Regions from separate parts of the Mus musculus genome. Here regions 1 and 3 are each linked to region 2. Evidence: chromatin loops called from intact Hi-C (ENCODE). Cell type or tissue: heart. All regions are shown on one strand. Links, peaks and the distances in the headings refer to the core of each region. The heading gives the core; the rest is flanking DNA.

The links. Hi-C counts contacts between places; a loop is a spot of excess contacts. Peaks named below come from ENCODE experiments on the same cell type or tissue, not always from the same donor. Only the 100,000 strongest peaks of a DNase experiment are listed, where the experiment ranks them.
Region 1: a loop joins it to region 2, with 2.9 times the contacts of the local background. A loop is called at or near these places in 13 of 42 quality-filtered maps.
Region 3: a loop joins it to region 2, with 3.0 times the contacts of the local background. A loop is called at or near these places in 4 of 42 quality-filtered maps.

The regions. Positions count from the first base shown.
Region 1 is chr4:48,582,334-48,592,771 of GRCm38, forward strand. Tmeff1 (transmembrane protein with EGF-like and two follistatin-like domains 1) reads left to right here and starts at 2,841. Exons shown (of 10, transcript NM_001356272.1): 1 at 2,841-3,308. The coding sequence starts at 3,137. In heart, for the core only: CTCF peaks have their summits at 4,065 and 5,356 (motif pointing right); a DNase peak (open chromatin) is centred at 4,348; H3K4me3 peaks cover 3,108 bases; H3K27ac peaks cover 2,850 bases.
Region 2 is chr4:48,676,005-48,686,442 of GRCm38, forward strand. No RefSeq gene overlaps it. Among named protein-coding and RNA genes, the nearest start is that of Cavin4, 18 kb to the left of the region's middle. In heart, for the core only: a CTCF peak has its summit at 5,150 (motif pointing left); no DNase peak of the experiment used is centred there; H3K27ac peaks cover 417 bases.
Region 3 is chr4:48,551,923-48,562,360 of GRCm38, forward strand. It overlaps Msantd3 (Myb/SANT-like DNA-binding domain containing 3), which reads left to right. Exons shown (of 3, transcript NM_001145924.1): 2 at 458-908; 3 at 8,922-9,998. The coding sequence starts at 491. The coding sequence ends at 9,331. Among named protein-coding and RNA genes, the nearest start is that of Msantd3, 17 kb to the left of the region's middle. In heart, for the core only: a CTCF peak has its summit at 4,035; no DNase peak of the experiment used is centred there.

The sequences.
Region 1 (10,438 bases), core at 1,564-9,563, 93 kb before region 2:
TTCGAGACAGGGTTTCTCTGTATAGCCCTGGCTGTCCTGGAACTCACTTTGTAGACCAGGCTGGCCTCAAACTCAGAAATCTGCCTGCCTCTGCCTCCTGAGTGCTGGGATTAAAGGCATACGCCACCACGCCCGGCTGGTGCCCACATTTTATGGTTGTTTGTTAAGGAGCAATAGTTGATTGATCAAGGTTAGGTCATGGGGTTCCTCACCTTGGCAGTGCATCTGAATTATTTAGAGAACTTTAAAAGAAATAGATACTAAAACTTCCTCTAGACTGTCTGGAGCAGTTTTCAGAAATCTACATTCCTTTTAAACTCTCTGGGTGGATTTTACATAGGAGTTCCACATCCTTTAGTTATCTGTTATTTGGCAATCACAAATACTAAGAAGTATGATAGGGCTTCTATGTAACCTCTAAAATATTTTTTCTTCTTTGACCAAACAATAAAATGAGAACTCCTTTCTGACACAGTAGTACTAAAGTCAGAGAGATCCTTTCTCCCTGGAGTAAAGTCCCCTCGCAGAATCTTTTCCAATGTGAAAAATGTGGAGAACTCCATTTTGACTTTTTCCTTAGCTGATCTGGAAAAGGATCCAGATGCGAATTGTGATTCAAGACCTAGGGTTATTTGCTTTCAATTTAAACTAAGGTTGTGTCCTCTTAGTATTTTTGCCTGGGCTAGGATTAGCAGGCAAATGGAAATATTTGCATAAGGCAGCATCCTGGGGCTGGGAGCGTGAAGACACTGTTCATGGAGGAGACATCTGTGACATTAAGCTTTAACAGAGAGGCTGCTGGGAGCTGGGCCACAGGAGGAGGCCTCTGCTGTGGCTGAGCAGGCAGGGGCTGGGATCACTCTTGGTTCAGTGCATCAGGAAGTGTGCTAGGCTAACAGCTCAGAGGCTGGAGGCAAACTATAGACGGTGTTGGAGATGCAGATCTATTTAGATAAAAAGCATGGCAGATGTGCAACTTAACAGCAAATAGTTTTTAAAATTATGATGACAAAACCTTTTCATTGAAAAAAAACTCAACAGAAAAATATGAGCGGCAAGTACCTATCACCCACAATCCTCTTTTCCAGAGTCAGTGGTAATGTAATGGGGTAAAGCAGTCTTGCTCTTTCTTTGGGTTGGTACATATGTATAGTTTAGAAAAGAAAGGTTTTCTTTTCTTTAAAGAGCATTTATTTATTGATGTGTGCCTATATGGGTTTATGTGCTTCAGACTGCCGGGAACTGGAGTCACAGGCAGTTGGGCATCACCTGATGTGGCCGCTGAGAACCAAACCTAGGAAGGACTCCATCACTGAACCATCTCTCCAGTCTCCAGTATCCCTGTTTCTATACCATTCATCATTAACCTAATCATTATCAAAATCTATACACAAAGATGACCACCGGGGTCATATTTTACTGTTACACAAAAGCTGTCATGAAAATCTTCCTTTATTCATTGTTGTGTCTTGTTCAACCATCTCTAAAGCAAAAATTCCAATATTGGTATTGTTAGGAAAACAAATTTAGTTTTTTTCTTCATATTTAGGTTGCCGCGCCCTCCAAAATGTATGCATGAATAGTGCTAAGTTTGTCAGTCTTTCTAACTTTTTAATAATCATCCAGAGGGGTAACTTTTTGGTTTAAATATCTTTCCCTTTGTTGCTAGTGGCTTTAAATTTTTTTTGAAAATAAGTTTATTTGTAATGTATATGGGTGTTTTGTTTGATGCATATCTATACCACATGCCTACACTGCCCTTTGAGGCCAGAAGAGAGTTCTTGGTACAGTGTTTACAGATGGTTGTGATGCTGTGGGAATCCAAGCTGGGGCCTCTGCAAAAGCAGCCTGGGCTCTCAGCTGCCGGCTATCTCTTGCTGGTCTCCAAAGCTTTCTCCCTTGCCTGGACTTCTCAAAGCCTCCTTGTCTTTACTTCTATGTTCAGTGTTTGTTTTGTATTTAGATTGTAGCTTTCTTCAAGTGTCCTTTTTGCAATTTTCTTAATTTTACAATGAAATTCTAGAATTCCTTCTGAAGTGGGCAACAATAACAGACTTCGAACAAAGCGGAAAATTTCCAAAAATTTGGCCTATGGTCTTATTGCCTGTGTAAAGTTATCATCTAGCAAGGTGAGGGCTGCAGAGGACTGTACTGGGCTCCAGACAGCTGGAAGACTCTTGGTCCCAACTTCCTGATTTGGGGAAGGCAGAAAACCAGTATGGGAACTCCTTTGTAGGGCTGTGAAATAGAACTGGAGAGGATACAGGCTAAGAGCTTCCTCTAGGCCTTGGATATAGCAAATCCGCTCTAAATCTTTGCTATTATGCGCGGAAAGGGCAACGCACTTTAAAGATTCAGCCGAGAGATGTAGTTATCCAGGAACCCGGTGGGGCGAGTCTTGGGGATTAAGCCTTTTCCCCGGAGAAGTGCACAGCGGGAGTGAGCACTAGGTACCAATCCCGATCCTGCCCATTTCTTGGGATGTGACTGACCTTGGACAAGTCACCTTTTGCCTTTAACTCCACCTGGAAAACACACGAAAGACCACCCGAGCTCGTGCAGGGTTAGAAGGCGCGTGGGAAAGGCTCACAAAGGGCTTCTGAGACACCGTCCCGAAGCTCTCTCCAGTATCCTCGGCGCCGTCCGGCCAGCCGGAGGGATCGGCGACCCCGGCCCGCGCCCCCGCCCGCCTCAGGAACAATGGCTCCCCGGGAGGGGCGGAGCTCGGCGCCGGGGGTGTGCGCGGGGCGGGGTCGCCGCTCCCTCCCCGCCCGCGGCTCCGTCACGCGCCCCTCACCGGGCGGGCCGGGGTCTTTGTGACGCGGCGGCGACAGCCGCGCGGACACAAAGGGAAGGCGAGCCTGCGAGCTAGAAGCTGCGTCCGTCCCCGCCCCGCGCCCCCCGCGCGCGCCCCAGCTCCGTGTTCCCCACGCGGCGCGCTCCCTGCCCTCGCGCGCCCGCGCCCCTCGCCCGCGCCGGGGTCTCCCAACGAGGCTGTCCCGAGCGCGGAGGGCCGGGGCCTGGCGGGGATGCTGCGGGGCTGCCCCGGGCGGCTGCACGGCTGCTAGGAGGCGGCGCGGGGCCGGTGTGCCCGGCCTGCCGCTCCCTGAGCTCCCCGCCGTGCGGCCGCGACAGCATGGGCGCCCAGGCGCCGCTCCGGCTGCCGGCCGCGCCCCCGCTCGCCGTCTGCGGCTACACGTCGGTGCTTCTGCTCTTCGCCTTCTGCCTGCCCGGGAGCCGCGCGTCCAACCAGCCCGCGGGCGGCGGCGGGGACTGTCCGGGAGGCAGAGGCAAGAGCAACTGCTCAGGTAGGAGCCGCCGGCGCCCGCCTCTGGGGCTCCTCCCTTCCGCCGTTCTGGGCCGCGGGAGGACCCGGTGTGGACCAGGGTGCTGAGGAGTCCCGGGGGCCGGGCGGAGGGCAGGACGAGAGTTCGCGGTGCGGGCTTTGGGGACCTGGGTTGGGGATGGGGAGTGGTCGTTTGTGGGTCCGTAGGTGTCGAGTGGCCGGGACTAGGGCGGCCCTGCGGCGTGGTGAGCTGGTGAGGTTCCGCGAGACGGAGCAGTGATCCTGGGTTTGCTCGTGGAAGCGCGTGTAAAGTGTTGTGAAGCCCCAAGGGAGGGAGGACGGCTAGGCTTCAAGGGGAGTGTGTGCGTGTGTGTGTGTTTGTGTGTGAGTGTGATGGTGAGGAACTGGCGGACTGAGGATAAGGGCCTGAGAACTGACCATGTGTTGGTGGGGAGGTTCTTAAGAGTTCCTGGGTTTTAAGAGGGGTAATGCCGGTAAAAAGAAGGAGTGGTTATGTTTGTCCTTTGGGTTCAGGGGTGCAGTGGGGACCAAATCTGTCCACGGTTCTGTGCATCAGGGCAGCAGGGAGTCCCAGGAGGGCCCAGGAAGTGTTTTGTTGGTTGTGTCTGGACAAAGCCTGAGGCTCAGGTAACCACGCTGGAGTACGTATATAGGGTGAAGAGATGAGAGCCCAGTAGTGAACCCAGTTTGACAGAGGGAGGGAGCTAGGGAGTCATCTTGTGTGGGATTTGGGTATGAAAGGTAATTAGGTCTCAGAGAGTGCCCCTGTGTAGCTAGAGTAACCCCGGGTTAATTAAAGTGGTGTAGAAAGAGAGGCAATGGTGGTGTGTGTGTTTTGCAGGAGGACCTGGAAGATTGGCAGCCAGGGGAGCCAGGGAGTAAGTGACCTCTCCCCTCTCTCCAAGGCCGCCTGCCCTCCCACAGCTGTTGGAAACAAAGAGCGTGCTGGGGTTTTAATGGATGACACAGGGGAGGAGGGGGCCGGCCAGTAAAGTTCCCCCGTCCTTTTGGAAAGAGTCCCAGGGGAGCCAGGGGATTCAGGCCCTCGGGCGAGCAGAGGCTTCCGGGTTCTCTTGGGGGAGGGTAGGTCTGCTTGCAGCTGGCCCAGCAGACCTAGTGGTCATAAGCCAGCCCTTGCTCACTTGGGCTTTTATCACTTCTCAGACCAGCACTTGTCCTTTTAACTAGGGTTGAAGCGGGGAGGAGGGGTGCACCTGAGAGTCGATAGAGTCAGCTAGTGGGGGCCTGACAGACAGCCTGGGAGTTCGTGAAGGGGCTATGTTTATAGGACAGTGATTTAGGCGAAAGAGGCTTTATGCTGGCCTTTTTTTTTTTTTTTTTTTTTTTTTTTTTTGTGGTGGGGGACACCTTTTTTAGTAATTTTCATATGGTATGTTTTATGAGAGGTTTTGAGAACTAATAAAAATGGCATGCCCATTAAAAGCCTTTCCACCCATAAACTCTCTTCTATTTTTCTAATCGTAATTGGGATGGGATGACGCTTTAGTAAGCCGTCACTCTTTAAGAAGATAAGCTCTTTGTAAATCAGAGTGATTTGGGTTTTTTTTGGGGTACCAAATGATGGTTACCTTTTTTAGGTGACCACGCTGTCAAAATATCTTACTGGGTGATGTGTTACGGTTATTTGTGTGTGTGTGTATTTGTGTGTGTGTGTACCCTCTCTGCTTCTGTCCTAGTGCGTGGGGCAAGTGTTCAGAAAGGACTGGGCACTCACACGGTGTGGAAAGAAGGGGGCTCATCTGGAGGCCATAGCCCTTGCTGCAGAGCTGAAATTTGGGTGCAAGTCAGTAATTTTTTCACTAGTTTCTTCAATTAAAACAGATTTAGATTTAATATCTCATCCTTCCTTTAGAAATATTTGTCACCAATAATGAATGTAAATAAGTTATATTGTTCAATGTTTTCAAGGACTAAGGTATACTTTAACTATATTTTATTTTTATGTGTTTTACCTGTACACACACATATAATATTATATATATTATACATATAATAGATATATCTCACATGCATGCAGTGCCTACAGAGGCCAGAAGAGGGCAGGAGAAGAAAATGCCTCAGAACTGGACTGTCTATCATGTGGGTGCTGGGAACTGAACTCAGGTCCTCTGTGAGAGCAGCAAGTGTTCTTAATGGCTGAGACATCATTCCAGGGCATAATGACATCATTCCAGGGCATAACGACAGATTTTTGTTAGAACTCTCTGGGACAAAGAAGGCGAATGCACATTTTGGCTGATGAGTTTGAGAACTGTAGTAATCCAGTTTGTGCACACGATGCGTTTGTGTTAAATGCAGCTTGAGATGGCAAGTCCAAGGTTCCCTTGTAAAGTTATCTAAAGGGAGTATTGAGCTTTAAAATCTAAGCCCTGTCCTTGACTCCCTTTTGTTATCCTTCAGTTTGATATTTTAGACTTCTGGGATCTTTAATGGAGTCTGATTCTGTCAGGCTGTGTGTGCTGAGTTACTTAGAGTTTTGTGACATTTGTAAATAAGATGAGCTTATGGGCCTTATCAATAGAAATTATTTAGATTATAGAAGGGTTGGGTCCTTCAGTGTTTTATTGGAAGTTTGTGGATGCGTCAGTTAATCAGACATTCAAGAGGTGCATTCTTTTCAGTTGAGTTTAGTAGGTTTTCAAGCTTTTGGAGTTCGATATTTTCCATCTTTTTCACCAGACTACCCTTAAAAGATGTGGTCAGAGCATCTAGTTAGGCCACATCTCCAGTCTAGTGGAAAAGAAGATGCGGTTTAGAGCATGCCTTTATAAGGAATCTAAGTGTGCACACACACTCAGTCCTTCTCTCTTGTTCTCTCTCTTTCTCTACACACACACACACACACACACACACACTCGAGTGCTAGTGTGCACAGATTTATCTGTTTTCAAAAACTTGAGCCGCTAGGTTGCACGTTAACCTATAGATGATCTTCTGGATCTGCATGTGCCCTCTGGTGTTTTTTTTTTTTTTTTTTTTTTTTTTCTAAACATGAGGGTGTGTTCTTTAATTTCTGGTCTCTTGGCTCCTCGTCAAGACAGTGTAAATATTTAGCAGTAGTTTCTAAGTATGATCTGAAAGTTTGTTCAGCATCACCGAGTACAATTGGTTTGCCCAGGAAATGTATTTTGGAGCCAGCTTCGGGGTGTGCCGCTGTTCAGGGAGCAAGCTGCTTGCTGTGGGTGTTGTTCTTTTTGTCAGGGTCCTAGACTGAGTTTGGAGAGCACGCGCCTTTAAGGCAGCGATGCTGAATGGGCCTGTGCTGTCCTTTCACAGCATCTTCCCCAAGCGGGAAGCCCCTTTCTTCTCTCGTTTATGTAAGCTCTTTTTATTTGTCTCTTTCCACAGTACTCCACTCATTCTCGGATGCTCTTTTATCTTTGTTTACATTTCTTTATTTATAGTTACTCTTTAGAAATCTGATTCGTGAGGAGGCTTTCTGTTTACGTGACTTTTGTGAAGATGAACTAGAGCTCAACGCTGGATAACCTGAGATAACATTTTTCCCCACTCCTGATAGAAGCCGTGGTCCTTTTTGGCTTTGGGAGCTTTTGGGTGTTTGAGAAGAACAGAGAGGCTAAATATATGAAATATTTCTGGTTCAGGGACTGTGGTTAAAGAGGTAGGAAAACAGAGCAGACGTGGGAGTCAGTGACACAGGTAAGAAGGAACATTTGAACTGGGTTCCAACATGTCAGAGAAGGAAGAAGCCGGTCCTCTAGATGGTAAGAATCTTATGAATGGCAGGCTGACAGGAGAGCCTGGCTAGTGGCAGGCACCTCAGAGTTCTAGGGAACAAACAATGAGTTGTCTAGTTAGTGTGGGAAACAGTGGTCAGGGCAGGTTGACATCTTGGACATGTAAAATATGATTGTTGATTTACTTAGTGAGCCTGTGTAGTATAATCTAACATACTAAATATTAAGGAAAATTTATAAGAGGCCCTCCCAGCCTTCAGAGACCTTATAGTTGGAGGAGGGGTGATGATTCTCTTACAAAACATGTGCAATGGAAATTCCTGCTTAGTTCATCTGGATCTACCTCGCCCCCTGCCAGTAAGCACTTAGTGGCCACTAACACTAATTGGCTTAACAAACAAACAAACAAACAAACAATGCAGTAAGAACAGTCTAGTAACGCAATTGAATATCACCACTAATTCTATAACAGTTCTTCACCCTGAAAAGAAACCTTCTACTGTTGACAGTCATCCACTGGCTGCTACTGCTCGGCGTTGTGTCCACTGTGGATTTGCATTCTGCACGTACAAGGAAGTGGGACCACACCTTCTGAGGCCCACTGTTTCCCACTTCTTTTATTTAATATGGTATTTTTTAACGTTCACGCATGTATTAGAACCACATTCCCTTTTAGGGTTGAATATCCTGCTGTGTGGATGTGGTGACGTCTTGTGCATCCTGCTGTTTTTGTCTCTTGGGTGTACACTGAATGAGTTAGTGGATCACACGGGAGCTCAGATCTTTTATGCTTTGATGAACTGCCACACTTTGTTCCAGAGTTTCTGTACTCTTACATCCTCCCCGGCAGTGGCAGTGTGTGAGGGTCCCAGTTTCTCCACGTACTCCCCAGAATTTGTGTCTGTCTTTCTGATTACAGCCATCTTATTGGATGTGAAATTGTGTCAACGTGGTCTCGATTTGCCTTTTCCCAAATGACTATGGCGAGGTTAAACATCTTTTTCATGCAGTTGTTGGTCCTTTGTAAATCTTATTTGGTGAATGGAAATGTCTCTGTAAATATTCTCCTGGCCTTGATTTTGACATCTCAAGTTGGCCAGTCTCCATCTCTACTCAGGAAGGCTCACAACACACATTTTAGGTGATAAAACTCCTCCTTTGGCTGCATTTTACCTGTGTTGCTGCTCACTTTCCCTGCCTACCAAGATTCAGTTCTGTTGGCTTTCAAACTGATTTCTGCCAATGGCACTTGCAGTAAGCGTTGCTCAGATTGAGAAGTACGGACATGAAAAGTTATTTTGACAGCCGGGCGTGGTGGCGCACGCCTTTAATCCCAGCACTCGGGAGGCAGAGGCAGGCGGATTTCTGAGTTCGAGGCCAGCCTGGTCTACAAAGTGAGCTCCAGGACAGCCAGGGCTATACAGAGAAACCCTGTCTCGAAAAACCAAAAAACCCAAAAAAAAAAAAAAAAAAAAAAAAAAAAGAAAAGTTATTTTGTGAAATGCTTAGGGGAGACGTGATAAAGGAAAGACTCGGAACGAATGGCCTTTGAGTGGATTAGATTTCAGATCAAGACGACAGAGAAAGTGTGACAACCCCGATGAGTTCTGGATTGTCCAGGAAACATTACAAGCATTTGGCAGACCTCTGCCTTCCTAAAAGGAACACAGATATCACAGGCAACTGGGCCGCTAGTGTGGTTTATCTAAGAAAATGGGGAACTGTTTTACCCAGAATCCTATACAAAATAAAAAGGTCTGAGTGAGACTGGGAAGTGAAAGCACGTTTGTATACTAAATAATTTGTAAACAATTTTACTGCCTTTGTTTTCTTTCTTTTATTGAAGATAGATTTTTTTCATACAATATATTTCTGATTACAGTTTCCTTTCTCCCTATACTTTTCCAGTTCCTTCCTACCAGTCTTGTGTGCATCAGAAAGGGGGTGGTGGTGGTACAACCCCTCTCCCCCCGTACAGAATGCTTGTAAGAGGATATGCATACAGAGCTAAGAATGATAGTCCTGATTGGTGGAAATTAGAGTAAGAAGTGCTTGGACCAGATCTTGAGGCATAGTAGGTCACACAGACACACACACACAAATATACAGACCTAATACAAAGAATGAATTGGCAGCTGGAGAAGTGGCTCAGTGGTTAAGAACACACGCTGCCTTTCCCTGGAGCCTTTGCTGTTGATATTTTGCCTGGAACCTTCTGTCCCAGTCACGTAGCTCCTCCCCTTCAAGTATTTGCCATAATGCCGCTTTCCAGCATGGCTACCTTCAGGACCTGCAGTCTCTCTCCTCTCTCACCCTGTGGCCCATGCTCTTTTTCCTTTATAAGTTCCATATCAAAGGTGCTTTTGTCTCCATGGCTCACTTAGATCACACTTATTTCTGTCTGGGGTGGTGTAATGACCAAATGAACAGTGCCTCTGAAGAGAATTGGGAGAGGTGGTTCTAGGCTTAGAAAAGGCACAGAGATGGGAAACTGAAGGTGGGATTTCAGGGTTATTGCCTGTGATGTGTAATAATGATGGGCCAATTTAGGAGACAAACCTGACTAACTGAGTTGTTACCTAGGTGAGGGAACCCCCAGGCCTTTGTGAGGGTTATCTTGATTAGAATCATTGAGATGGAGGACCTGTCCTATAGGAGGAGACACCATTTCCTGGAGGAGAAAGGGAGCTGAGAACCAGCCATCATGGTTCCCCACATCCTGATTGGATGCATGTGACTACTGTCTCTTAAGTTCTTGCTGCCTGGGCACGATGGCGAACCCTTGAACTGTCAGCCAGAGTCAATCCTTCCCTTAAGTTGCTCTGTTAGGTATTTTGTTATAGCCACAAGGATAGTAGCGAATGCCATGCGCTAGGTTGTGGTGGGAAAGGTTGGAGAAGGGGAAGGGGAAGATAGCACAGGCTGCCGCCATGTCAGCTACAGGCATTCAGGGGCAATCTGGAAGGTTGACAGTTGTTCTAAGGACCTGGGCGTCTCATTAGAAAGTTCACATGGCCTTGTGGTTTTAGAATGCAAAACCTAGAACTGGCCAGGCAGAAATGGAGAACTTGGCAGTCAGGTGAGAAGACACCATGGAGACTGAGACTCTTGTTCAGGCTAGAGGGTTGAAGTCTCAAGGCTTCCCTTCAGAATCTGGGTCTCAGCCCTTTCTAGACTTGAAGACTGACAGCTTTGAGCCGTCACTTTCACACAGCTACAGTGAGCCAGTGACGTGTAAGGCGTGGGCTCTTCACTCATCTGGTCCTCAGCAGCTGGGCTGCTTCCTGTGTCCTCTGCCTTAGCCCCTGGGTCTCGTGTTCTAGAGATCTATGGGTTGTGACACACTTAGTGTGGGATGAAGGGCCTGGGGGAGACCTCGAACACACACACACACACACACACACACACACAC
Region 2 (10,438 bases), core at 592-8,591:
TTTGGAACAGGCCTGGTGCTTGTGGTTCTTTTTTATGCATGTCTGTGTGTGTGAGTGTACACTTGTGTGTTAAGGTCAGAAGAGGCCATCAGGTGACCTCTGGCAGGCCACCTATTCTCTGGAGGCAGGATCTCTCCCTGAAGGTAGTTCTCCCACTTTCTCTTCTAGGCTAGAAGCTAGCAATCCTCCTACCTCTGCCTGCCTTTTACAGGTGAGCTGCTTTTGTGGGTCTGGGATTCGAACTGTCATCCTGAGGGTTACAGAGCAAATACTCCTAACGGTTGAGCCATCTCTCAACCCTTCACTGTATTCTTATCTGCTACAGGTCTTGGATCACATTATACAAAGTGTCCCTCCGAACCACGTTAACTGCGTTTTGATGACATGGAATCACTGGACTCCTTTCGTTTTTCTTTTGGGGCAGGTTTTCTATAGCTTCTGGTTTTCTGAAAGTTCAGGTTTGATCTTCAAATAAGGAGAGGGCTAGTCATGTTTTCATCCTGGTGCCTGGTCTGTAGTGAAGGCGCTTGCTGCTCATTTTTGGGCCACTCCTATGACTCCTTTGAGCAGGCGATGTCCTGGCATTTTCGGCTGCCCCCTCCCAGATCAGAATCTAGCAGTGCTGGGCGATCAAGAAAAGCTGCTGCTTCACTTGAGTCTCGAAGGACTCACCAACCCACGCTCCCGCGGGTTGCTTTTCTTGCTAGTCTGCCCTCCCTTCAGCACACCCATGCCCTTGAGAAGTAAAACTGCCTCCTTGTAGGTTGAAGGCCACTGTGAGCTCTTCAATCTATTCATTGCTCAAGGCCAGAGCTCTGCCTGCTTCTTGTGTGTTTCAAAGAAAGACAGCTCCTGATCCTTAACACGGGTGGCTTTCTTCTTGTGTATTGTTTGGCACCTGAAATTCCAACTAAGGCAGCACGCTATTCCATTTAGACTGTGATAAAAGCCTCTGTCACCCGCTACACTGGCCAAGGCCAGTTGCCAGGGTACGTGTGGCTGCTCAACAAAATGGCCTTGGTTGCAGCAAGAACACCAATTTTTACCGTGATCCTTTGGTGTTTGTCACCTTGGAGCTGAATGACAGCATAAAACATCAGAATGTGTTAGGGATTTAAAATGCATTTGTAGGGCACATTCTTCCCCTTTCAAGTTCTAGCTGATGGAAACGCCATACAAGGCTTAGTAGCAAAATTGCAGACCAAAGTGCCGATTTTACCAGAGGCTTTGCATATGCAGGATTTCCCCCAAATGTAAGGCACCTGTCTGACAAGTTACGATGGTAAAGGTAGCATGCAGCCATGACCGGAGACAGGCCTTTGTGTCCCCTTGGGGAACTGCATGTTGTGGGTTGCTTCGAGAGGAAGCAGGATTTAGAGCAGGGCATCCCATTTCATCAGTTCATGGCCATTGGGAGAAGCTGAAATGAAAGCTTACCCTTTGCAGAGAGCCTCATCCCTACCAGGAGGTGGCAAGGCGTCAGGAGGGAGGTGGTTGGGATGGGAGCATGGAATCCGCTACATATGAAAGCAGGGTTCAGTTTGAAGGCACTGCCTAGTTTAAGTCCTAATGTGCAGAGTTCAAAATGTCACCCGCGGGCTGGAGAAATGGCTCAATTGCTTTTGCAGCATTTTGTTCGCACCCACAAGGTGGCTCAAAGCAGACCCAAACTCCAGATCCAACATTCTCTTCCGGACCCTACAAAGTATGCGCAGTTACACAAGCATATATGTAGACTGAACACTCGAGAATAAATACATCTGTCTTTTTTATGTGACCCAATGAACTTGGTTGTTACCCCGTACTGAGGCCTGTTTTGGACATACTGAACTGAAGTGCTAGTCTTAAGTGAGGGCTGATGGGGGAGAGCTATAGATCACAGCTTAGAGGAGAGGCTGAGATTCACACGTTTTGGGGGGTGGGGTGGGGGTGGGGGTGGGTAGTATATCTCATATCCCAGACTTACCTCAAGTTTGTTGTGTAAGTAGCCAAGAATGACCTTGACCCTCTGACCTTCCTGCTTCCATCTAGGGCCTTGCATGTTAGGCAAGCACTCTACCAATTGAGCTAAACACCCAGCCTCAGGCACTTCTGACAAAGTAGATAGGTGAAGTGGTGGGTTTTCATCAGTCAGTCTTGACAGTTTGAAAGGAGGGGTTTTCATAACTGACAAAATCCCAAATTGAGTTTTACCGGTGACTCTGACAGCATTAATTAGGAAGGGCCAGAAGTTTCTCAGTCATGGCTTCGTAAGCTCCCTCTCCCAAAGTTAACTTACTTCAAGAGGTGCCTGATGCACACAAGGGGCACAGTGAGTAGGGTTTGCTGGGTCCGTGAAGGTATCACTCCTGCTGGTTTGCCCGCTATGTCACATTGTAAAACACCCAAGATTCTAAGAATCTCATGGGCCCAATGTCTTCATTTATTAGATCTCGTTAGATGTTCCATCAGAGCATACTTTCCACTGACAACCATAGCTGAATAAATACCTCAGTTTAGGATAAAATAAAATCCATTGAAATGAGTATCTTCTGTGGGAAGCCACATGTGCCATTGCAGAGTGGCACTGACTACTGCTGGCCACCACGCATAAGTTTGGACAAACAACCAATGTGTACATATGCAGTAAAGTTTTTTGCAAAGACACTGCCTGGCCCGGGCATGATAATGAGGCTTTGAGAGTATAACCAATCAGATGTGAGACATGCAAATGAGGTATGATAATGAGGCTCTGTGAGGTACAGAGAGTAGCCAATCAGATGAGGATCATGCAAATGAGGCGTAGTGCATAACCAATCCGGGTGTGAGACATGCCTCTTCTAGGCCTATATAAGCAGCACCAGTTCTTGGCTCGGGGTCTCTTCGCCTCTGCAATCAAGCTCTCCCAATAAACGTGTGCAGAAGGATCCTGTTGCAGCGTCATTACTGCTAGCCAGTCCAGCGCGCGCAAGAGTCTTCCTTAGCTGTATGAATACCTTCCCCGCCTCCAAAGGCAGAACTGTTTGACTCTTAAAACTTCCCTGGAAAGACCCCTGAGGGGCAGCTGGGAACCTTTGCCTCCCCCTCCCCAAATCATTCCCTCCTCCTGAATTGAATGCATTATGGGTGGGTTTCCATGGAGACAGGAGTGACTCTCAGGCTCCTTTGGAACCCAGTCAGTTTTCAGTCCCTCCAAGCCCCCTGCCTAGAGGGGCAAGGGAAACCTAAGAAGATTCTCATTGCGTGTTCTTTTTAGTTTTTGAGATTGTAATATTATATATATATATTTATATTTAGTGTTTGGCTTTATTTTGATTTTTTGCTACTTAAATATTATCTTTTTAGTATTCACAACACTATTAGCAATATTAATAAATAACACTAATAACTATTAACACTAATAATTTAATTTTAATATTAATATTACCTTTTAAAATATTTCCCTGCATGTATGCATGTATACAACTGCGTTCCTGGCACCCAAGAATGCCAGAAGGCGTTAGGTTCCCTGGAACTGGACAGATAGGTGGTTATGCGACACCACATGGGTGCTAAAAACTGAACTCAGGTCCTCTGCAGGAGCAGCAAGCTGGGCATCTTTCCACCCCCAGTGATTTTTCATGTGTGTGTATGAGCGAGTGCAGGTGTGTGTGTGTGTGTGTGTGTGTGTGTGTGTGTGTGTGTATGTGTGTATGTGTGCCATGACATCCATGTGGAGATCAGACCACAATGCCAAAGGATTGGTTCTCCCCTTCTACCTTGTTGAGGTGAAAGAGGTCAGCTCAGGGCATTTGGAAAATTCTACCAGACCCCTCCCCTCCTGGAAAAAAAAGGTCATGAAACACGTAGGCACCCCCCCCCCCCCCCCCCCCGCAGAAGGGAGTGGCTTAATTACATTCCTCAGACCATGGTGGTGGTGGTGGTGGACTGACCATTGGCCACCTGCTGGTGGGGGAGGCCCAGAGCACATAGACACAGGGCACGTTGGTCACCTAGAAACAAGGGAAGTCCTTGCCACCTCATTCCCTAAAGACCAATCAGTTTAAAAGTCACACTGTTCTGCCAATCACATTGTGCCTAATGGCTGCTCCTCTGAAAACTGTATAAATACTCGCTGCAGGAGATGCACGTGGTCGACACTTTTTCTTCTGGTGTAGGACGACCCCAACACGTTGGAACAATGAATTCCTATTGCTTTTTGCATCAATTCCCCACTCCGAGTCATTCACTCAAGAGTCCCAGGTAAACTAAGGCTCGCCAGAGTCTTACAGAGGCAGGTCTCTGTTTTTGTTACTGCTGCAATTGTGCACTGCAGACTAGTTGGCTATTGGGCAATTCTCCTATCTCCGTCTCCCACATTTCAACAGGAGTGCTAGTGTTCTTGATGGACACCACCACACCCAGATTTGTGTGTAGGTGGCCGAGATCAAACTCAGGTCACCAGGCAGGTGCAGCAAGTCTCCCTGACCCCAGATGACCTAAGTCAGGATAAGGGAACAAAGAGCAGTTACGGCTGCCGCTGTTTTCTGGTGTCTGGAAGGTTTCTCAGATACAATGGCTACAATGTTTTAGGACTGCTTCAACCACGTAGGGATTTACGAAGAGTTTCAAGTCTGTTCCAGAGACAGGAGGCTGAAGTGAGCGAGGATATTAGGAAGGTGTCTCCTCTGGAGACTGTCTGTGTCTCCCCTAAACACTAACGCCCACCTGTTCCTGCGTTATAAGCACTAGTTATGTCAAGCAATTTGCATACATTACCTGGCTTAATAACGTACTCTTACAAAATGGATTTAGAAGCGAAATATAAGGACTATAGCTGGTCCAAGTTCTCAGAGTTAGATTGTGGGGAGCAAGGGGCAGAGCCTGGAGCAGAGTGCGCTAGGCTTTCTTATGGACTGAAGTTTCTTACTGAAGGACACAGATAGGAGCACACTGAACAGAGCAGTGGCATAGTTTTGTTAGTTTATTGCCTTTTTACTTGTTAAAAAAAAAATCACCGTTAATTGCCTTTTTACTTGTTAAAAAAAAAAAATCACCACTTTATACCGAAAGGTAACGGCTGTACTTGGCTTAGTTTTTGTTTTTTTTTTCAAGGAAACCACCCGGACTTCAAATGTTTCCAATGAGAGAGCTGGAGCTTCCTGTCCTGGGAAACATCATTGCAACTCACGTCTGACACCTAGTGGACATTATGATAGCTGTTTATCTGTTGCATGCCAGCCCTTAATCAGGAAGGAGACTGCATTTTTTTTTTTTTTTGCTTTTTAAAAATTAGATATTTTCTTCATTTACATTTCAAATGCTATCTCAAAAGTTCCCTATACCCTCCCCCCCCCCCCCCCCCCCCCGCTCCCCTACCCACTCACTCCCACTTCTTGGCCCTGGCATTCCCCTGTACTGAGGCATATAAAGTTTGCAAGACCAAGGGGCCTCTCTTCCCTGTGATGGCAGACTAGGCCATCTTCTGCTACTTATGCAGGTAGAGACACGAGCTCTGGGGTACTGGTTAGTTCATATTGTTGTTCCACCTATAGGGTTGCAGTTCCCTTCAGCTCCTTGGTTATTTTTGCTTTTTTAACATCTGCTTTGCAGTTGGACGCTCAGTTTCACATTTCAGCCATTTACTAACTCTGAAAACTTGGACAAGTTGCATCTTTTATATTTCCTTTCTAGAAACCATTTTGTAAGAGTATTTTATTAAGTTAGGTAATTTATGCAAATTGCTTGGTAAACTAGTACTTATTCAGTTGGAACAGCCGGACATTAGTGTTTAGGGGAGACACAGGTGGCCTCTAGAGGAGCCACCTGTTGTAATATCTGTGTTAAAATTTTGTTTTTGTTATTAGTAGAATTTAAGGAATTTACATATTTATTGATATACTATCCATTTTCTTTGTTTTGATAGGACGTAATTGTAAAGTCTGCTTAGCTACAATATATTGTTATGGTCCATAAGTACTATAACCATTCAATGGCTTTAGCTGTCTGGCCTCTGCTTGCATCTCCAACTGATTTATTTATTTTATGTATGTGAGTACACTGTCTTCAGACACACCAGAAGAGGGCATCGAATCCCATTACAGACCACCATGTGGTTGCTGGGGATTGAACTCAGGACCTCTGGAAGAGCAGTCAGTGCTTTTACCCCCTGAGCCATCTCTCCAGACCCAGATTGGTCTCTTATTACTCTATTTCTGCACTCCAGGCCTGCTGGCCTAACAGATCCATGGCTTCACCCCACCACTCTCAGGACCTTTGTGTCTCACCCAGTACCTGTCCATGTACTTCTTAAATCCTGTTTATCTTTCAGATTTCAGTTCAAACAATATTTATTCAGGGACATTTTCCTGGCTTCCCTCCCAACTCTCTGGCCAGGAAAGTCTGCTGTTACATGACTTGGGAACATTCATTGTTTTAAAGTTTATATATGGGCAATCCCTGCTCAACCGTTATAAGCACCTTGAGAGTTGGGCTGTGCTTGGCCCATTGCTCTGTCCCTGTGCTCTGTCCCTGCCACAGTGCCTCTGATGAAGTCGCCTCACTGCCAGGAAGACAGCCACTTAAGAAAAGTTCCTTTCCAAATGGTTGCCACTCCAGCATACTACCCCTAGCCCACTTGGCCCAGGAAAACCTCACTCATCAGAACTCGTGCCTAAACTTAACATGGCGGGAAGGAAACCACAGAATTTTGACTTAGCCTGGTCACTACTCATAAATAACAACTCTAGAAAAGAATATGGATGCTATCAACTTGAGGCCAAGTGAATAAACTGGTTCATGGGGGTGGAGATTCAAAGATACATCATTGTGTGCTCAGAACTGTTAGTCCAAAGGAGACTCCATATTCTGGCAGCTAGACAGAAGCCTGCATCACTCGGGAACGTGTGAAGCCAGCCTGTTCACCTCTCCCGGGAGTGGTGAATAGTTCATCTGCTTTGAGCTCCCTCTCAGCAGGTGATGGAGCCTTTAGCCACCGCCAGAGCTTTCTGGATTTGAGAATGAAAGACACACACACACACACACTTTATTGCCTAACGAGCTCAATGGTTCCGACACTTCGAAACCTCCCTACGGCTAGCACACACTCGCCTCCAGTATTCCTGAGTTAACATTTTCTAAATCTATTTTTTATCTTTGGTTCCCCAGACACCCACCAGGGAGTGGCCCCTGGGACCGCTTCCCCAGATTCTTACATTTCGGCGGGCCTTTAACTCTGACCTCTCTGCGAACATGGCGGTTCTCTCTCTCCTTCTTCCACTCTGTCCCTTGCCATGCAATCCAAAAGTCCCGACTCTGTCTCCCTGCACAGCCGTTGGCTGTGTGGCAGTTCTTTATTACGAATCAAAGCCAGCTGGGTGCAGGGACCCTTGACCTCTGGAAGCATGGTTTTTGGGAGCTGAATTAAGACAAAGCAATTAGAACCATTCCCCAACATCTACCAAAAGGAACCATTTCCTTATCCCTAGCAAAGGGACAAATGGCTACCCTTGGTGGTGCCTATTAGCATACCAAAGTACTCCAGGCTCCCTCAGTACCACAAGGACCTGTTACACATTTCAAAGTCCATGTCGCATCTTAATTCTTCCCACCTCTGCCACTACCCTAAACTCCCCCAGCTACTCTTTCTCCTTATGACCCCGAGATTCCCGCTAAGCTCACCCCCTTTGTCTTCTGCTGTTATTAAACGCGTTCTCACGACCGGCCAGGAAAGACGCAACAAACCAGAATCTTCTGCGGCAAAGCTTTATTGCTTACATCTTCAGGAGCAGGAGTGCAAGAAGCAAGAGAGAGAGAAAACGAAACCCCGTCCCTTTTTTTAGGAGAGTTATATTTCGCCTAGGACGTGTCACTCCCTGATTGGCTGCAGCCCATCGGCCGAGTTGACGTCACGGGGAAGGCAGAGCACATGGAGTAGAGAACCACCCTCGGCATATGCGCAGATTATTTGTTTACCACTTAGAACACAGCTGTCAGCGCCATCTTGTAACGGCGAATGTGGGCGCGGCTCCCAACATTCTGCTCTCTGTCCCCTCCCTGCTCCCACCTCCCTGTGTCTCCTGGCCAAGTCTAGTCTGCTGGCCATGTTCTGTCTACTACTTTCTTTCTTGGCTCTGGACTCTTCCAGATGCCTCTGTCTGTTCTCTGTCTGTCTGTCTGTCTGTCTGTCTGTCTGTCTCTGTCTCACTGTACCCCCACCCCTTATCTACAATAAAAAGTCTTTATCTGCAAACCCACCAGGCTGCTCTGTTACTATTCATTTCTACCCGTTTTTCACATTCCCAAAAGCAGGAAGGCTGCTGCAGCTTCCTGGGATGAAAGAGTATGTCCAACTCGCTCAGAAGCTAGGACTACTTTATAATCAGCGTTGTTTTAACCTGGTGGCAGCAAACAAGCAGAGCTTAATTCTCAGCTGCTGGTGCTTAGTATGGTTCCTGTGCTCTTGAGTGGGACATCCCAGACATTGGGCTCATCTGGTCTTACACTGTCATATATAGAGATCTGAGTTCATGAAGGTGCCAGCAGGGGGAAGATTTCTTGCTCCACTGACTATTTTAGACGTAGCCTGTATAATAACTTCTTTGGCACTAGATAATATAATAACTTCCATCTACTTTTAGAATGAAGGGTAACTTATTTGAATTATTAATAGGCCAGCTCAGCATTATAGTCATAAAATAACTTTCCTTTATTTACTGGGAAGCTTCTCCTGACCTCGAGGAAGTCATCAGGAAACGTGTGCCTATAAGTGAGCTCGGGCTGGACTATAGAAGGATTTCTGGTGGTTACCCCGCTTGCCTCAGGAACTTGTGAAACTGGTTTTTCATCTCCAAACAGAGCCATTTCCTTAAGCTTTACCAGAAGAGAAATAGACTTATACCTGGGGTTGCACATGAAAGCCCATGCTGGCCTCAGGCCCCCTCAGTTCTTGCTCCCAGTACTTGTTATATATTTCAAAAGCCCCAAGGCTAGCCTCCCGCCCCTTCTCATTAGGCGTATCTCCTCCCAGATACTTGCTGTTTTTTTTCCCCACGGGGTCCTCCCTTCCTCACATCTCTTGCTACCTCACTATCTCCACTATCAGCACTTCTGCACTCTCTTGCTTCTCTGGAAGACAGTTCTGGTCACATCCAGTCTACTGTCTCTCTCTGGGTCAGGTCCAGAGGAAACTCCATTTCCCCACATTCTGACAGTCAGACAAAAGCCAGCATTCCTCGGGAACTTGTGAGGAAGTCACAAAGTTCCAAAAAAGTTGTGAGGAAGTCACAAAGTTCCAAAAAAGTCCAAAGGAGCCATTCGGAGACCCGTGGTGCTATTAGCATACCAAAGCACACGCTGGCCTCCAGCTCTTCAGTGTCACAGGAGTACTGGTTACACGAGAGCCGGTGCTGGCAACCTGGCTCTTCTCAGTGTCCTGCTTCCTACCATCTTAGCTCTTCTCAGCTATCCCCACCTCCCACTCTAAACATCTCCAGCTCATGGGTTTCCCTCTCCCCAGTCACTCACTCTCCTTATAACCCTGCTATTTTGTGTATGTGCTTTCTTGGTCCTCTCTTTGTCTTCATCTCCGCCTCCCCCCATCCCCCACCCTTTTACTGCTTCTCTCTGGTCAGGTCCAGTCTGCTGGTCAGTCTACTTCTTTCTTTCTCTGTTCTAGACTTCCAGATGCCTCTGCTGTTTTCTCCCTCATATCTACAGTAAAAGCCTTTCCGTAGCCAGACATTGGAGTGGTTACTCATACTGTTTATGTACTCCACAGTCTTTCAGACGCTTCTGGGTATTTTCTTCCTTCCTTTCTTTCTTTCTTTCTTTCTTTCTTTCTTTCTTTCTTTCTTTCTTTCTTTCTTTCTTTCTTTCTTTCTTTCTTTTTTTCGAGACAGGGTTTCTCTGTATAGCCCTGGCTGTCCTGGAACTCACTCTGTAGACCAGGCTGGCCTCGAACTCAGAAATCCTCCTGCCTCTGCCTCCCAAGTGCTGGGATCAAAGGCATGCGCCACCACTGCCCAGCTATTTTCTTTCTTTCTTTCTTTCTTTCTTTCTTTCTTTCTTTCTTTCTTCCCTTCCCTTCCCTTCCCTTCCCTTCCCTTCCCTTCCCTTCCCTTCCCTTCCCTTCTCTTTCCCTTTCCCTTTCCCTTTCCCTTCCCTTTCCCTTCCCTTTCCCTTTCTTTCTTTCTTTCTTTCTTTCTTTCTTTCTTTCTTTCTTTCTTTCTTTCTTTCTTTCTTTCTTTCTTTCTTTCTTTCTCTCTCTCTCTCTTCTTTCTTTTCTCTCTTTCTTTCTTCCTTTCTTTCTCTTTCTTTCTTTCTTTCTTTCTTTCTTTCTTTCTTTCTTTCTTTCTTTCTTTCTTTTAAGACGGGGGTTTCTCTGTATAGCCTTGGCTGTCCTATAACTCACTCTTAGACTAGGCTGGCCTTGAACTCAGAGACCCATCTGCCTCTACCTCTCAAGTGCTGGGATTAAAGG
Region 3 (10,438 bases), core at 817-8,816, 120 kb before region 2:
GGGGTGGCTAAGCAGCTCCTTCCGTTAAGCAGAGGTAAATTAGGATTGAGAGTAATATTGTAGGTGCCACAAAGACTCCTGGGAAATTGACTCGGAGATTGTGAAATCCCATGATTTCCGATAAAGTTGTGGATGTTTTCCTGTGACTCAACATTAATGAAAACGAAGTTACTTGCCCCCTTTTAAAAGAAAGGAACTGCCGGGCGGTGGTGGCGTAAGCCTTTAATCCCTGCACTCGGGAGGCAGAGGCAGGCGGATTTCTGAGTTCGAGGCCAGCCTGGTCTACAAAGTGAGTTCCAGGTCAACCAGGGCTACACAGAGAAACCCTGTCTCGAAAACGCCAAAAAAAAAAAAAAAAAAAAAAAAAAAGGAACCAAGGTAGGGATTAATCCTCTGTGACTTGTGACATTTTGTAGTATTAGAGTTGGTAATTCTTGCTTTCAACTTCCTTTTGCAGGCTAGCCAACGACCAGGAGAAATAGAGTGGAAAATGCAAAACAACGAAATCATTAAACCTGCCAAGTACTTCTCGGAGCTGGAGAAGAGCATCTTGCTTGCCTTGGTAGAGAAGTACAAGTATGTGTTGGAATGCAAGAAGAGCGACGCGCGGACTATTGCTCTCAAGCAGCGGACCTGGCAGGCCTTGGCCCACGAGTACAACTCGCAGCCCAGCGTGTCGCTGCGGGACTTCAAACAGCTCAAGAAGTGCTGGGAGAACATCAAGGCTCGGACCAAAAAAATTATGGCCCACGAGAGGCGGGAGAAGGTGAAGCGCAGCGGGAGCCCGTTGCTGAGCAGCCACGTCCTGGACAAGGAGAAGATCAGCAGCATGCTGCCGGAGCAACTGTACTTCCTTCAGAGCCCACCGGAGGAGGAGCCCGAATACCACCAGGATGCGGCCGCCCAAGGTACCCCTCCGCACGCAGTGGGCTGCACTGGCTGCAGCCGCTTGATACTGCAATTGTGAAATGATTGGTAGTGAGGAAACTTGTAAGAAATGTTGATATCAGACTGGGGTGTTGCAGTTATGTTATTGCTTAACCATAAAGAGCTGCGTGTGTACCATGCTCGTTAAGGAGGCATGGTTGCTTAGCACAAACTATCTCCACTTTATTAAAGGAAATTGGATGGAGATTTATATTCATTGAGTTGGTCTTTTAAAAAGTTATTATTGAGGGCCTGCTGTGTCAGATACAACACTCAGAAGGCCATGCTAAATGAGTAAACTATTTCCAGTTAAGAAATAGAAGTACAAATTAGTGACTAACGAGATGACTCCGTGGTTCCAAGCCCTGGATACTACTCTTACAGGGGACCAGAGTACTGTTCCCAGAACCCACACTGGGCAGTGTATAACTGCCTGTAACTCTGCCCCTGGACATCAATCTCTGGTGTGTGCAGGCACCCACATGCTCCTGAGCATAGCCTCATCTAGGTATATACACATAAAGATAGATTAAAGAATCTTTAAAAAGTAATACAGCACCTTTAAAAAGTAGCGGATCAGAGACTAAATGAAGCAAATGCCCTTTAGTGCTCACTTAGATCCATACTGACACTTTTAACCACTGTAATAACTGTGATAGTCCAGAGTTTTTATTTGTGGCATTTTAGAGAAGTCCTAGGGACAAAGGTTAAATTTTAGCATACTCTGTGGAAAAGAGCAAAAGATTACACATTGTTCTTAAGAATCAAGAAGGGACTGTTGATAATCAAAGTTGTCCTGATAACTTGTAGTTGGCATCAAGGGGTGCCTCATGTTGTCACCAGGCAGGCAGAGAATGTACAGAAATAAAATTTCAACAGTTCCCGACCCTTTTAGGACAGGAAGTGGCCTCTTTATATAAAGATCCACCGCAGTTTGCAGAGGAAGGTCGGTGAGGACACTCCAGGGCTGCACAGAGGTGCTCTAAGGACCCCAAGCTTGCTGGGGAAATCTGCCTCTTAGCTTGCAGAGCACTGAAGCCAGTGTCCCCAGAGTACACAGAGCTCTCAGAGACTGGCTCTTGTTAATTAAAAGTCATAAGAAACTGTCTGAAACCATGAGTGCTGTGTGGAGTGAGAAAGGTAATTACCACGTGAGCCAAATCCAGACTCTTGATTAACACGTGTCCCTATGAGCAGATCATCCCGGGAAGCTAAATTAGGACATAAACTTGGCTTGCTAATCAGCTGATCAAGGCTGAGTCCAGGCTGGGTGATGAGGGTGGTCAGGGTCGTGGGCCTCTGTATCATTTCCTGATGTTCGGGACCTGTCCGGAGTTTGATCCGTGGGTTCCTATGCCAAGCTAACTCTTGGCACCTACAGTTAGTTCACATGGGCACTGCCAGCTCTCTCTCTCTCCTCTGCTTCTGTGTGGCACCCACTTCCTTTGCTTAACTTTGTAGCTCCCTCACTTTCGATCTCGTTGGCCACAGAGCATCCAGTCAGTACCACACTGTAGGAGTGGTTCTGGGGATGGAGGGAAGTGAGTTAGCAGTGTTACTTCCCACATGGCTAGCTGTCCTTGGGTCTAGATGCTGAGGAAGACACTCATGTGACTGCCGTTTATTTAGCAAAAGTGTGTCCTAGATTATTATGTATCAGTTTTACAGATATTCTTTTTATTGATACAAATTACATTTACTGTGTGTGTGTATGCGTGTGTGTGTGTGTGTGTGTGTGTGTGTGTGTGTGTGAATGTATGTGTGTGTGCTCTATGTGTGTGAGTGAATGTGTGTGACATGTGATGGTCAGAGGATAACTTTTGGGCATTTTCTATCCTGTGAATCCTGGGGATTGAACTCTGGTGTCAGGCTTGGTGATAAATAGCTTTATCTCACTAGCCCTCATAGGGTTCATTTTGGGAACAAAACACCTTTTTTTCCCCCACACTTTTAAAATCTGAGGTTGGATATTGAGATTTTACTTCTTTCCTTTGGAAAAAAATGCAATTCATTTACTCAGAAATTTTGAGCAAGAAGGATATAAAATATGGATCTTCTTTTTTTCCTCTCTCTCTCTCTCTCTCTCTCTCTCTCTGATTTTTTGTTTGTTTGTTTTGTTTTGTTTTTGAGAAAAGGTTTCTCTGTGTAATCCTGGCTGTCCTGGAACTCACTCTCTAGACCAGGCTGGCCTCGAATTCGAGATTCCCCTGCCTCTGCCTACCAAGTGCTGGGGCTCAAGGTGTGTGCCACCACTGCCCAGCTTTCTTTCTTTTTTATGTTTCAGATTTAGTTTTATTATGTATCCCTGGCTGGTCTGGAGCTCTTTGTATAGACCAGGCTGTCATTAAGCTCAGAGAGGTCTAACTGACTCTGCCTCCCAAGTACTAGGATTAAAAGTGTGCACCACTACATCTGGCGACAATAAGAATTCTTAGCTGGTGGCGCACGCCTTTAATCCCAGCACTTGGGAGGCAGAGGCAGGCGGATTTCTGAGTTTGAGACCAGCCTGGTCTCCAAAGTGAGTTCCAGGATAGCCAGGGCTATACAGAGAAACCCTGTCTCGAAAAACAAAAAACCAAAAAACCAAACAAACAAACAAAATAAGAATTCTTTCTGTGGTGACATTTGTTAGAGACTCATTTGCAAGAAATTTATTAAAATTTATTTGATTTTACACACATGTGTGATTTTATGAAGGTATGTATGTATGTACATACACACACACACACCAAAAGTTCCCTCTCCCCCTTCTTCTGTCCCACTTCCCTCTCCCTCCCTCCTTCCTCCCGCTTTCTCCCCATCTTCCTTCTCTCTCTGTCCCTCCTGCCCTCCTTCTCCTCCTCCCTCCCTTTCACCCTCCTCTATCCCTCTCCCTCCTCCCCCCTCTCCCATTCTCCCTCTCTCTCCCTCTCTCCCTCCTCCTTTCTCTCTGTCTCTCACACACAGTAGTAATTAAATTAAACAAACAGAAGATGAAAACAAAATGCTAGGATCGCCAGAGATCCTTTCTGGCACTTGGTGGGGGAAAGTAGAAGGTTTGAACACTGTGTGTTGGTTTTGTATTTTCAGAGCTTCAGTTCTAATACAGCACCCCCAAGCGGCAGGAAGCTAATTAGCAGTTGAGATGTGAGTGGAGACAAGTGAGATGTTCTGTAATCACACACCACATTCTGAAGCTTTAATACCACCAAAAAAAATCTCAGCAATAATTTAATGTTAATTACATGTTTAAATACGTTTTTATATATTCTGGATTTGTCAGAGACTTTCTTAACATGCCCAACAGTATTTGAACACAGTGGCCTTACACTTAAGGAACATATTTAGGAATGTATTTATAAGAAAACCAGCATTTGTCCTGTAAGCACCCGTTCTTTAAAACACTTAACAGTGTGCAGATGCGGTGCTCTGTGATAATTTAATTATCCCTTCTGTGGAACGGGTATGGAGAAGGGTGGCCAAGTAGGTAGAATGGCAGGTTAAATAAATACCAACCCAGGTAGGTCATCAGGGTTGGCACAGCACCCTTGCATTGAGCCATGTCTCTCGCCACTTAGATACATTTAAGAGAACTAGGCATGTTTAGTAGCAGCCTCATATTTGGGAGAAGTAATATTTAATTTTGAATGCATTGTATCTCTATTTTGAAGCTATAATAAAGTCATGTGAACATTTCCTTCTAGGTCCCATTGTTCTTTTAGGCTGTGACCTCAGGTACAGAGGACTGTGGCGTATTCCAGTTGTGGCGCTCCTGCACCCTTGGCCTGTGGCACGGTCCTCTTGTGTATTGGTTCTGTGTGTATTTCCTTCTGATGCTCATGCCTACTCCATCCTCCTGTATTACACCCAGATGGGTCTGCCATGTATTAGCATTCCCTCACATTCGTTCCTTAAACCCGAGCTATGGCTAGCTCTCCCTTTTCACTTTTCTCACCTGGAGTAGTGAGGTTAAGATCTGGGTCTCCACTGATGCGTGTAAACCCAGCCTTTTAATTTTAGTTCAGATGTAAAAGTCTTCCTTATGCACCCACCCCACTGTTCAGATTTTCTCATCACCCCTTCCCTCCGTTCTGAAGAGGATAATGAGATTGTCCTGCACAGTTTTCTTCTCATCTTTTCATAGCTGTAGGAGGCTTTTCCCGTGGATGCTAATTTTATTCAAATTACCCAAGTGATAGAACACCCTCTTGGCTGTGTGCTCCTGCATCCCAGAAAGCCTTCCTACTCTTTGCATAGAATTGGGTTTTCTACTTTGGGTGGCATTGTTTCACCTGGGAGAGAGATGGTGGGGGGTGTTTGCAGCAGGCTACTATCCCCAGGCCAGGCTTTTTCCAATCAAGGGATGGTTCAGCCTATCTGAGTACTTGTCTCTGTATTGCTGCTAATGTTTGTTTGAAGGTCACTTTACTACTCTGCATGGCTTTGAGCCCTGTCTTCTACCAGTCTTAAGAGGTGTAGCCATTTTTCTATGGAATGTATGTTTAGCACACATTTTTAAAAGGGTAGTTTAAAAGAGTCATTTCTCTCTTACGGACATTAAGATGCTATGATTTTTATTGTTATGCAGACCTGGATCTGAATCCTAGGTTTTCATGTAGCCAGATGGCCTTGGATACTGTAGTCACACTCTCTCACAGGGCTGTAAAGATTAGATGCAGATTGTACCTGTTGTGGTGCACATGAGCGGCAGTGGTCATTGCTGCCACTGGGTCCTTGAAGCCTAGAACTGAGATAAAGATGAACAGTAGGGAGTTGGGAGAAAGCCTTATGATGTCATGATGGATAACCGTTAAAGACTCCTACAAGAGGAATCAAAGCTCCGAGGCTACAAGTGTCCACAGAAGTCTTCAAAAAACAAAGCCATTTTCAGATCTAAGCTTTTCAGATTAGAAAGGTAATGGGGTAGATGCTCACATTTGAGGGCCTCTGTCCAGTTTACTGTTCCCCATTCCTTTGTCCAGTGCCAGTCCCTCAGTTGTGTCAGGTGGAGAGAGAAGTGTCCCACTGTGCCAGTTAAGTGCACATGCATGTTCAGTGCTCAGTGCTGCCCCAGGCTCTGCTGGGCTCTGGGTGAGAGTGGAGTGAGGCAGGATCTATCCCCAGATTGCTGATTGAGGGGAGGAAACAACCAGAGGCTCGCTCTTTCTCTCTCTCTCTCTCTCTCTCTCTCTCTCTCTTTCTTTCTTTCTTTCTTTCTTTCTTTCTTTCTGGTAGGGGAGGGGTTAGATATTCGTTCATTTTTAAAGATTTATTTTTATTTTATGTATAAAATATTATAATTTACATATATTTTATATATCTATGTATATAGAATATTTTATGTATCATATATTTTTTTAAGATTTATTTATTTATTATATGTAAGTACATTGCAGCTGTCTTCAGACACTCCAGAAGAGGGCGTCAGATCTCATTATGGGTGGTTGTTGGGGATTGAACTCAGGACCTTCGGAAGAGCAGTCAGTGCTCTTAACTGCTGAGCCATCTCTCCAGCCCCTATATATTGGATTTTTCGAGACAGGGTTTCTCAGTATAGTCCTGGCTATCCTGGAACTCACTTTGTAGACCAGGCCGGCCTCGAACTTAGAAATCCGCCTGCCTCTGCCTCCCGAGTGCTGGGATTAAAGGTGTGCACCACCACGCCAGGCGTGTATTTTTATTTTATGTAGTTATATTTTATGTCTATGTTTTGCCTGCACTTACATCTTGTATGCACATACATGCACGTAGTGCCCATAGAGGCCAGCAGAGAGCATCAGATTCTCCTGGAACTGAAATCAGAGTGCTGGGAATCAAACCTGGGTGCTCTGGGAGAGCAGCAAGTGCTGAGCCATTTCTCCAGTCCCAGATAATTATTTTTGAGACAGAAGTCAGCTACCAAGCCCAAGCTAACAACAAACAGTTGTACTGCCTACCTCAGTCTTCTAAGTTGTGGGGTGGTGGCAGACATGTATGATAATACATGGCTTAGGCCAGGGCTCTGGCAGGTGTTGGTTGGCCCAGGAAGATAGACTTCGCAGGAAGGACACTGTCCAGGTGAGAGCCACTGGACTTGATGAGAGTGCTAGGGAGACATTTCCATTATCTAGATGATATGGAAGCATTCTTTGTAAAATTTTTCTCTACCAATAGTTTCAATATTTCAGATTGCTGTATTTCTTATTTAGCCTTAATTAGAGACTACTTCTAGTTGTTACCTTAACCCTTGGAGCGGAACCATCCAGACGGTAGCCATTCTCCTTTCATTAACAGAGCATTTCAAATTAGGTTCCCCCCCCCAGCAGCCATTATTAACATTCCCAGCATCCCATCTTCCAGAGTAACGTAATGGACATATAATGTACCCAATTTTGTTAACAAATTAATATTACTTTTCTCTAAGGAGAAAATTCTCATTATTGAGAATGCAGAGCTTCTCAAGACAGTCTGGAGTCACAGCTAGAAAACTCCTGGGGCTTAGGGAGGGTGCTGGAGATGTAGTTCCATTGGGAGATTGCTTGCCTACCATGGGAAGCCCTGGGTTCAGTTCTTAGCATCACATAAAACCAGAAGTGGTAGTGTAATGCCAGCATTGGGGAGTGGCTGGGGAGTAGAGCCTGGAGGATCAAAAGTTCAGGGTTATCCTCAGCTACACAGTAAGTTGGAGGACAGCCTGGGCTAGAGGCTTTCTGACCAACAAGCAAATGAACCATCAAACAAAATGACTCCATGAGTTAGTGGAGTTAGTGAGTTTCTTACTGAAATTTTCTCATACAAATATTAAAACACCATTGTAAACACTGCACCCATGCAGAGGCATCCTTTTGTATCCATGTGCTCCCTTCCTTGTGGATTAAAGGGTTCAGCCAGTAGCTATTAGCCATCCACTGGGTAGCAGGGCAAATAATTAGTATCCAAGGATAAATGAAATGAGCAAGGCCTGGTGCCAAAATATAACACGGCGTGCTGAGTGTTGTGAAGGAGAACCCTTATGAAAGAGAAGTCTAAGGTTTCCGAACAAGCGGTGTTGGCCCTGAACCAGCAGGAATCCCAGGAGGTTGGAAATTGGAACGTGGTGAGGGGTCAAGCACTGAGCCTGACGTCAGGCCGCAGGAATAGGGAGGCAGCCGGGAACAGGAGCGGGACCTAGAGGAGTGTTGAGGTAGGACTGGAGTGCGGTGCTACGGGACCGTTTGAAGAGTCAAACCGGAAGATACGAGGTTGGGGCCAGGTTAAATTGAGAAGAGAAGCAGAGATGTCCGGGACCTTAGGGGAATAATGAGAGGGGAACGGGTGATGTAGCAAGAGCCTTGGTACTCCAGTGAGCCGCAAGGGGACTCCAGCTATGAAAACTCTGGGAGGGTGGGAGGGCAGTGAGTCAGGAGCTAGTGGAGGAAGTGGGTTTTAAGGGTTGTCAAGTGCGGAGGAGAGGGTAAGGGGTATAATAAATGTCCTTGGGAGCTGTACGTCGCCTCCTCTCCGCGGGGCTGCCCTTGACAGCCAGATGGAGGCGGTTAAAGAGGCATGGACGGAGCTAGACTTATCCCCGAGGAGGAGCGAGTGTAGGGGCTGACTCCCATGGGCAGGAAGCCCCGGCACCCTTGATAGAATGAAGGGCTTGAGGCTGATGGAGAAACTGTCAAAGGTGATCACACGGGGCAGGTAGCACGAAGACTCCGTTTCACACTCTTGCCCCAGCCGGCGACCTCGTGCTTCTCAAAGCCAGGCATTTTTCAGCTTGGAAATTTTCATCACCATCTCAGGCTCCCTGACTCGTGATAATTCTGTTCTCTGAGCACATCCCAGTGTGTGGTTCTAGAAATGACAAAGTGAAACACGTCATCAAAGTCAGATGTGGTCAGAGGACCTGGACGTGAGGGCCGAACGCAGACACTTCTTTAGATTCCTCTTGCAGTGGAGGACTCTGTCACTTGGAATTGGATTGATGTTTTTCTTCTGCCTGTAAAATCGTTTAACATGTTTCCTGCTGCTGTTTTTGTTGTTATTGTTTCCAGAGTCCTTTGCTGTTTCAAATCGAGAACTGTGCGAGGATGAGAAAGAGTTCGGGCCCTTTCCGGTCTGTGAGGGGACCTCACAACCCGAACCTTCATGCTCAGCCGTCAGGATAACCGCCAATAAAAACTACAGGAGCAAAACCCCTCAGGAAGGTGCTTTAAAGAAAATGCACGAGGAGGAGCACCATCAGCAGATGTCCATCTTACAGCTGCAGCTGATCCAAATGAACGAGGTGCACGTGGCCAAAATCCAGCAGATCGAGCGCGAGTGCGAGATGGCCGAGGAGGAGCACCGGATCAAAATGGAAGTCCTCAATAAAAAGAAGATGTACTGGGAGAGGAAACTGCAGACTTTTACCAAGGAGTGGCCCGTCTCCTCGTTTAACCGGCCCTTTCCCAATTCACCCTAAGACTTGGGGATGGCTCCCTTGTAGTTAATCTCTGTTGGCAAGGCGAGTGTGGGGTGTGGCCTTTTTGGTCACTAGCCCGCAACAGACCTGCGTCTAGGTGGATTAGAGTGGTAGTAGTCACTTATTTAAGGATACATTCAGGTAAAACAGCTGCACCCCGTCTACCCCCGAGGTGGCCAAGAAGCTGTTACAGTCTTCTAAAAGTCACCACTATGCGTGCTATAATTCTGAATGTAACATTCTTAATTAGAATTCATAGATGAACCATGTGTGAGTGTTGGTTTTTTTTTTTTTAAGAAATGCAAGATAAAGGAGTGTGGCTGGTGATTTTGACTTTATCTTTTAGTGGGTTTTTGTTCTTTTGTTTGTTTTTCAGCTGACTGGAGCTTTTACACCAGGTACGCCCCATTCATTGTACGGCTGGGTGCTTGGCTGTTTTCCCACCTCTGGAGTGTGGTCGTTTGAAGAGCCCAGCCTTTGGAGGGGTGTTTCCTCATGTGGGTCACAAATTGCCTTTTAAGACTTTCCCCAGAGAGGCTTTCCAACCAACCACGTCTCCAGCAGAGGCGGCTTCAATACAAGTAGGGAGGTTAACAACTTTGAGGGCTTAATGTTCACTTAGGTTCCTACATCCTGTTTGTTTTATTAAAAATGTCTTAAAATTTTATAGTTACACTGTGTATGTTTTTAAAGGTGCTGCCATCCCAGCCCAGATCCTTCCCAACTTCTTACTGCTGAGGGAATGGTTGTCTTGACTTTAGTCTCTAACCCCTCAGGAGAGGCCCCGCCCTCGCTGTGCTCATCGAGGTGTGAGCTGATGATGATAATGCTGTGATGCTGATGCTGCTCCACCGGTCCACCGATCGGGGTTAGGATTTATACCCACTCTCACCAACGTGTTTGGAGATACGGATGCATAAAAGGGTGTTTTGATGGAGCTGTGGTGCTTCTGCTGTAGCCTGATGTTTAAAAGGGTTTTTTTTTTTAGAGTTGGTGGCAGTAGTAGCTGGAAGCAGCAGAGGGACCCTTCAATGCAGGTGAACAGTACAGTGAGTTCGGTATTGGGGGGTTGGGGGGAGGAGTAACAGTTAGGGCTGGCGTTCTAAG